Regions from separate parts of the Homo sapiens genome. Here region 1 is linked to region 2. The links are chromatin loops, found by intact Hi-C in ENCODE. Cell type or tissue: Caco-2. All regions are shown on one strand. Each heading gives the region's core, and the rest is flanking DNA. Links, peaks and the distances in the headings are about the cores only. Region 1 overlaps RBFOX1 (RNA binding fox-1 homolog 1). Region 2 overlaps RBFOX1 (RNA binding fox-1 homolog 1).

Evidence for each region. Hi-C counts contacts between places; a loop is a spot of excess contacts. Peaks named below come from ENCODE experiments on the same cell type or tissue, not always from the same donor. Only the 100,000 strongest peaks of a DNase experiment are listed, where the experiment ranks them.
Region 1: it touches region 2 in a loop (5-fold over the local background); 1 of 110 quality-filtered maps calls a loop at or near these places.

The regions. Positions count from the first base shown.
Region 1 is chr16:7,183,688-7,188,096 of GRCh38, forward strand. The region is part of intron 4 of RBFOX1 (RNA binding fox-1 homolog 1); the gene reads left to right. Among named protein-coding and RNA genes, the nearest start is that of LINC02152, 1.1 Mb to the right of the region's middle. RefSeq lists an enhancer at 991-2,190. In Caco-2, for the core only: no CTCF peak of the experiment used is centred there; a DNase peak (open chromatin) is centred at 2,274.
Region 2 is chr16:7,089,980-7,094,388 of GRCh38, forward strand. The region is part of intron 4 of RBFOX1 (RNA binding fox-1 homolog 1); the gene reads left to right. Among named protein-coding and RNA genes, the nearest start is that of RBFOX1, 1.1 Mb to the left of the region's middle. In Caco-2, for the core only: no CTCF peak of the experiment used is centred there; no DNase peak of the experiment used is centred there.

The sequences.
Region 1 (4,409 bases), core at 238-4,237, 94 kb after region 2:
TTTAGGAAGAGTTGACTCACACTGAACACAAGCTAGTTCTTAGGCTTACTGTCAGAACAAAATTGATAAAGCTTAGGAGGACATTTCATCTCCTTTCAGTGTGGTTCAGCAAGGAGCTATTTAATGCCTCCTATTGTCAGGTGTGGTTTTAGGTACCATTCGTATCAGGTCTCTGCCCTCATGGAACCACCATTCTAATTGAGGGAGTAGTTTAAAGGGGATAGATGGGAATTAATAAACCAATAAAGAGAGGCTAAAATTTCAGACTGCAATGATGACGTCATTAAAGAACTGAAATAGGATGATGTGAACTGAAATGATGAGGGGCGATGCAGATGGCTGGAGGTGGCCTAAAGCCCAGGAAAGTGGTGGTGGAGAAGAAGGCAGGATTGGTGAGAAGAGCCTGGCAGCACAAAGATGTGTGTAAAATCACTGACAGGAAAGGGCTTTGTGTATTTGAAGATCATAAAAAGAGTAGCACAGGGCTGGAATTAGCTCCGTGAACAAGTGGAGAGAAGGAAGTGGAGAGGCAGATCAAGGAGGACTTCTTTGCTTATAGCAAGGGGGTTGAATTTTAGTTTTAGGACAATAGGAAGCTGTGGAATGACCTTAGAGGGAAGACATCATCCAAATGACAGTGTACTCTGTTCCTTAGCTGAAGAGAGAAAAAAACAGATGCAAGTGCAAGAGGTTTTAGTAGAAGTCTAGGGGATACATGATGGTGGTTATAGCATATCCACAAACACCTCATGACCCAGGGTGTCTGTTCATCTGCATTGCATGCATGTTTTTACCTCCTCTGACATAGTTATTTGCAGCCCTGTCTCATGGTCAAAAGTTAGCCAAGTGATTGAAGTATGACATATTGGCTGTGCCTTTGTGACAATCCTTAGTCTTGTCTGTTTAGCAAACAGTATGGCAAGTTGGAATTCTAGAGCAGTCACAGTATACCATGCTTGATCACATGGGTATACCTAAACAGTTACAAACCCCCAAACCTGATTATGAGCTCTTGTGAAACTTCTCTAAAAATTTGGGGCAATGTGGAGTTACAGGTAGAACTTGAGCTTTTCAAGTCAGAAACCTTAGTTCTGAATGTTTGTGCCTCTATGTATCAACTCAGAACTTTAGAGGAGATCCTTGCCCTTTAGGTGTGTTTGTGTGTTGAAGTGTTACTAACACTATTAATAATGTTTACACATGGGTAATATTAACCATAATAATGCTTACTTGGTGCCCAAAGTACGTTTGATACTTTACATATGTTACCTCTCTCAAGCATTACAGTAAACATACAATATGCATAGGATAGCCCCACTTTGCCAATAAGGAAATTGATCCTTAGATTAAATAACATACTTGAAATTGTGCAGTAAGTACATGGAGGAATGTCCATACAATATATCTATTTAAACCACCTAACAGTGGGGTATTATGGAAGAGCATATGGGAGCACTTTGCAAAGTGTCAACCGCAGAATAAGTGCTTGATAAATTTCACATTATACCTCTCTCTCTCTCTCTGCAGATTTCAGTCACTTATGACCACAGAATTAATTCTAAAGAAAGCAAATTGAAGGAGGTGTTTGCACGTATTTTTTTTTCCCTAATGATTCTACTGTACCCTGGAGCATTTTCACGGTTTGTGTTTAATCACAGAATCTCAGCCATGATGTTTCTGACAGGCAATTTCCTTAATGCATTTGACAGAGATGGATTACATGGAGGGCCATTGGACGCCATGGTTTTGTCTGCAAATGGTAAGACTAGATTAGAGCTATCTGGGTCTAGTGCCTCCAGTGATATTGCATCCTAATAATTCTTATGATAACATGGATCACCTTTGTGGACACACACATTCTTGGCCAGATGGGATACAGTGGTTTTCAAGAAACCCTGCCACTTTTATTACACTTTGAGAAACATCTGGACTAATATTTGTGTGTCAGAATCATAAATCAATTTAGTTTGCGGAGATAGGCCTAGTTATGCGGTTTATCTTCAAAGGCACTCTTTTTTGCTACCACTGAAAGTGGTAAATGAGGCACATAAATGTCGAGATATTGAATTCCTTCTGAAACTGTAAAGTCTTTACACTGGCATATGAAGATCTGAGCATCAGTCAGACTCTCAGGTACTTGATGAACAAGAGTGATTTGGATTCCATGGCATTTTATCCCTAGATAACAACAAACCCAACCCATTCTTGAGCAATGATACAATTCCCACTGGTGACTCACTTCCTGACCCTTTCTCCCCGTCCTCTGAAGTATGTCTCAGCCATTAGTTCCTATGTTTATTGGCGCACTTTAGTATAGATCAAAGGCACACAGACAGGTTCAGCGATATTTGCTAACCCTGGGAAACATGAATGCTACTATTTTGAAGGATATTCTTTATTTGTCACTGGTATTTAATTGCACAGATATGTACAACCATTGTAAAGGAGATTCCTAGATATCATGATACTTATCTCTAATGACATAAATATGTATATAAATATACATAAATATAAATGTGTATATAAATATTTATATAAACATAAACATATTTATATAAACATAAACATATTTATATAAACATAAACATAAACATATTTATATAAATATAAACATAAACATATTTATATAAATATAAACATAAACATATTTATATAAATATAAACATAAACATATTTATATAAATATAAACATAAACATATTTATATAAATATAAACATAAACATATTTATATAAATATAAACATAAACATATTTATATAAATATAAACATAAACATATTTATATAAATATAAGCATAAACATATTTATATAAATATAAGCATAAACATATTTATATAAATATAAGCATAAACATATTTATATAAATATAAGCTTAAACATATTTATATAAATATAAGCTTAAACATATTTATATAAATATAAGCATAAACATATTTATATAAATATAATATTTATATACACATTTATATTTATGTATATTTATATACATACTTACGTCTTTAAATATAAGTTTCATGGTATCTAGGAATCTTTGTGTCCTTAGAGATTCTATATGAAGCAATGACATTATTATAACTAACAGCATTAACTTAAATCTATCCTGCCATCAAGTATCCAGTCTGTATTAAAATGTATTCAGTGTTTTGAACAATATTCTTTATGACTTATTTTTAAAATATAGCTCTCTAGGCCAGGCACAGTGGCTCACACTTGTAATTTCAGCACTTTGGGAAACTGAGGCAGGCAAATTGCTTGAGACTGGGAGTTTGAGACCAGCCTGGGCAACATGAGGAAACCCCACCTCCACAAAAAAAAAAAAAAAAAAAAAAAATTCAGAAATTAGCTGGACATGGTGATGTGGTCCCAGCTACTTGGGAGGTTGAGGTAGGAGGACCACTTTAGCCTCATGAGGTCAGGGCTGCAGTGAGCCATGATGGTGCCACTGCACTCCAGCTTGGGCGATGGAGTGATACTCTGTCTCAAAAAATAAATAAAAAAATAAATAAAATGTAGCTCTCTAGTCATTTTGAAGTACTGAAATCATATGTAAGAAGAGTAGGAACAAGTAGCATAACACAGGATATAAATAATTAAAGTAATTTTTTCTTAAAGTGCATCTGTCCTTCCTTAATCCTTCTGAGAGATTATCGATCACTTAAAAAATTGTGTGAAGTCTTACAAAGAAGTATATACATAATATGATACTATAAGAAAGCCCTTGGCCAGGCACGGTGGCTCACGCCTGTAATCCCAGCACTTTGAGAGGCCAAGGCGGGCTAATCACGAGATCAGGAGATCGAGACCATCCTGGCTAACACAGTGAAACCCCATCTCTACTAAAAATACAAAAAATTAGCCAGGCGTGGTGGCGGGCGCCTGTAGTCCCACCTACTCGGGAGGTTGAGGCAGGAGAATGGTGTGAACCCGGGAGGCAGAGCTTGCAGTGAGCCGAGATCGTGCCACTGCAGTCCAGCCTGGGCAACAGAATGAGACTCTGTCTCACAAAAAAAAAAAAAAAAAAAAAAAAAAAAAAAAAAAGGAAAAGAAAAGAAGCGCTTTTAAAATCTTAGAAACAAAAATCGCTCTCTGTAAAATAATATTCATCAGCATTTTTCTTAATGGTGAGAAATTAGAAACAACCTAAATTTCTGACATAGAAAATTGCCTAATTTATGGCGGTCATATTGGAAAATGTTCACCATGTATTGTCAAGTGAACAAAGTGGTTTCCATGACCGCATGGGTCAAATCACAGCACTTTAAGAATCAACTCACAGAGAGAACAAATCTCGAGAATGTATCTGACTGTGTGCTAGCCATAGTTATCTCTAGATAGTGAGATTATAGGCCATTTTTATTTCATTTTAACTTTTCTCTGTTTCTCACATTTTTTGCATGCAATGTGGAATA
Region 2 (4,409 bases), core at 307-4,306:
TAGCAAGCTAGCATTAACACTGTGAGGTTGGAGGGGTTTTCCATTCTTTTCTTCTTCTTCTTTTTTAATGCAGAGGTTCTGCTCTTGCCTTCTAGTCTGTAAATAAAGATAGTCTAAATGTGGTTGATATCTCTGTTTAAGAGCTCATCTTGCTTTAGGAAAATGAGCCTCAGCTACATTGATGTGTGAAAATAGTGGTTGCTACTGTCTCATGGATATAAAAGTGAAAATGAAGAGACAAGGAGAGACAATAAAATAGAATCCATATTCAGTTTACTCCTGTCATTGTTTCTTAAATTTGTAAAGTAACCTCTTTATATGCACCTATCTGTGTTAATAGCACACGATTTCAGTATGTTTTTACTAAGATGGAAAACTTTTTGCTGGGGGGAGGTGTGGGGTAGATGGTATAGTCTCCCTTCTCTAGACTGACTTTGTCATTTTAGTCTATAAGGATGGTCCTGTGTATTTGAAAGGTAAAGAAATGCTTTGGAATCGTATCAATTAAAAATAGTGTGGCCCCATTAAGCCAGTCCAATTAAATAGTTACAGATGCTTAATATGTCCATCATTTGGTGTCATCTCAGATTTATACATTTTTTTCCCTTAAATTTCTTTAAGAAGGTTTTCCTATCAAAAATAAATTTTGTAGTTTTCGTTGTATTTTATTTTCCCTGAGTGAGTACAGGTTGCTGTACAGGGGAAAGAAAGTTGAGTTCTCTGCAACCATTGGCTGACTTCCGGGCGGTTTTGATTCACCAAACTTGGCCACGGTAGGAGGGGGAAACAGCCTTCCCTACGGACTTCTTGGAAAAGCAGGGAAGTCACGTTTACTGAGGATGTGATCTGAGCTGAGCACCAGGCTACACTTGCCGTAGAATGAAGTAAAACCCTCTTGACCAGCACAACCTCCCTTGACCAGCACAAACTCCTGCTCTCCTGTGGTTATTTAATTCCGCCAGGATTAGAGGTTCTTTGGAATACAATTGAGCTGTTTCTCCTAGGGCTGGAAAGTAGGCAATTGGCACCTACTCATCTAATTCACAAACAGGATACAAATTCCTCTGCCACTCAAGTCTTGGACCAAATGGTCCCCGCTTAAACTCTACTACAATAGGTATTTGTTTGACTTTATAACCTTTTCGTTTCTCTTTACTTTTTAGTTGGTTGAAACAAATAACTCTTTCCATTTTATTATTTTTACTCACATTTTCTCATTTACATTCCAAGTACACTTCCTCTGTTTTTACTTTAAGTTAAAATACTGCAATTTTTAATTTTAACTTTACTTTTTTTTTTTGTTACAAATTTGGTGTTCCATTTATTCACTGAAAATAACTTTTCTTCACTTTATCGTTTCACACTTCATCCTCACCTTTTAAAAACTTTTTTTTTTTAGAAATATCATTTTATACAAACATACCTGGGTTTAAAATGGGAGAAGAGCAACAAGTCAAGTCAAGAATTTCTGAGGGATGTTGAAAAGACGGGGAGAGAGTTATGCCAGGCGGCAGCATCTCTCCTTTTACCAATGTAGTTCAGTCACTTAAAAAAAAAAAGAAGAAAACGAAAATGCATCATTTTTTCTACAGGATCCTGAGAGTCCTCTACCTCCCAGAGTGTGTTACACTTGGCAGAAACTCCACCACCCAGACAGCTCCAGTTCTCAGCCTGCTGTAAGCAAACTTGTGAAGTAGCTGCCTGTGGCTTATCTCTGCTCTTTCACCCCATCCTCAGTACTGGGGGAGCCTCCTCTGAATTCTGCATTTTCTTTCCTGAATGCTAAAGCTTTTTCTGATCTGTACTCTACATTCTAGAGCTTCGTTATTAACTGAGTATAGAGATGGCCTGATTTGTAGATTCTATGTGGATCAGAGATTATGCAGAAGTTGCAGATATAGAGTTGCTTTATTGTCTTGGATCATCATGCCAGTTTAATTTAAGGTCTTTCAGGACAGAAACAACATCTGCCCATTTTGTTTGACATTCTCTTTTCCCCTTTATTTCAAACAATACACGTGCCCTTTGTAGTAAAATTAGTCAATGAGAAAAAAAATAAATAGCACCACCTCTTCTAGCACCTAAGATATATGCTGGAACACTGGTTAAACTCTTAAAGATATTTAAAGACATCTTAAAGATGTTTTTATAACATGCACACACACCCTTCTTTTCTCAATTTGAATATAGCATTGATTACAAAGTTACAAGGTATACCACTGTTTTATTAGTAGGGTTTGTTGTTGTTTGTTTCTCTTGTTTGTTTCTGCTTTAGTGTGTGTTTGTGGAGAGCCAGAAATGCTATCGCATTAAAAGCCTGTATCAATTGTAAAACACATCTCCATTTCAGATACATTAAAATGTGAAGAAGGAAAAACAAAGCCTCTGAGAGGAAATACTCTGTTTCAAAAAATGAGATCACACTGCTTTAGAACTTACTGTTTTGTAACCTGCTTTTATCACTTAACATTTTGTACCATTCAATATTTTTCCACAACAGCCTCTTTAATACTGTATAGACAGTGTTCCAGCGAATGGCGATTCCAGAACTTATTTAACCAATTCTTTGATTATCAGTTGTTTCTGCTTATAAAAATCCTTGCTAGTTCCTGGTATGGTGTGAATGCATTCACTAATCATATATGTATTTGTTCAGTGGGTTGGTTATTGACAGAGCCTTTACGGACTTGGGCACTGTCTATGGTACTGCGCCTTGGGGGACGCACAGTTAAGTTAAAAGTATGTTAAAAGGTATGAAGAGCTGAAAACAGAGGATTGCTTGTTAATATTAATCACCTGTTGATTGCAGTTCACAAGTTTGGTAATTATTTTTTCTTCAAGTATTCTGTCCCCTTTACCAAATCGAAGGCTGGGACATCCGCCTTTTCACAGTGATTCTTCTTTCCGCCTTGGTGCACTGGAGGCCTAAGTGTCATCTGTTTTTTTCCAAGTTAGTTGACGCATTCGTTGAATGGTTCCTTTTCGTAGGAACTTGTGCTGGAAATTGCCTCTGGCAGTCAAAGGAAACATTTTTGTTTTGGAGAGAGAAATTTTCGTTTTTTATTCCAAAGTTCAGCATTTCTGTGTTTCCTATGAGTGCAGTGCTTTACAGCAAAATGCCTCAGGAATACAAAGATGACTTCTTTTACCCCAGTGAATTCTGATTCAGAAATTCGTTTCTGTTGACCTGGCAAGTTCATTCAGCACCCATACTGGTCACCGTGTATCTCAGTTAGGGGGCTGAGAAAATGGCCCAGCAGACTCTGATTACTGTGATGAAGGTGTTCATTATATTATCCCTTATCTTTCTTGACTGTGATGTATACTGAGCTTGCCTCTCTTGTCTGTGTCACCAGGAGATAGTTCAGAGCCCTGAATGTTCTCTGTTGTCTCGAATATTCCAGCCGCCATGTTTTTCTTGCATACCCAGCCCACTTCTTCTTTGACACTCTGACATAGTCACATCTTTAATGTTGCTTAAAGATGTTTTTGAACATTTGGAAAGGGCTAGTTTCCCAGCATCTTTAAGTCAGAGGTACCCACTTATCCAGATACTCTTCAGGCAGAGGAATGATGATGGACCCTCATGAACATCTCAAACTTCTCGTTGATTAGAGGGAAACTGGATGGATCGAAAGTTAATGAATGGGAGCTCATTTGTGACTTACATCTTCCCCCTCTAGCTTAACCATTCATGGCCTCCCCACTCACTGCAGACTTTGTCTGGCAGAGGGAGTAATACGCTATTTTCCGCTTGAGCACCCAGAAGCTGTTGATGTAAATTGATCAGTACTTTTTTGTGTTTTCCTGAAATTCTGTTTACATGCACATTTCCTCTTTGTCTGTAAAGTGATTTGTATCATAAAGCCACATCCATTTTTTCCCACTGTAATAATGACACAAAACTCATTGAATATTTGTGTTTAAAGATTCTTGGAAAACATAATGGTGTGACTATATAAGGCGTATATAATTTTTTTAAACAAAACCTGGTGAGTATTAATAAAAACAATGATGTTGTCTTTATGATTGTGTTTTAAACATAGTAATTGGTCAAGTGGATGTTGCTTAGTGCCAGAGGATCAGAGCAAAACATACTAGATGTGAAATAGCCCTTCTCTTCTTCATTTTACATTTTGAGTGGTGTTTCACTTACCTTTAGAAAATTTTCCAAACCTTCAGACAAATACTTGATCAAATGATGCGGGTTTGAAAGACATAAGCAAATTAGTTTCTGTGCAAACTTGTGTCCCCATTCAGAGAAGAACAAATTGAAAAATTGATATTCAATACCAACAAGATAATTTCGGGAAGCAATAGAGCATTGTTTTGACCACTAAGGAACATGAAGCTTTTAGGAGAAGTAGAGAGAGCTTTGCCCATTGTCTTCCATTTATTATCCGAAGACA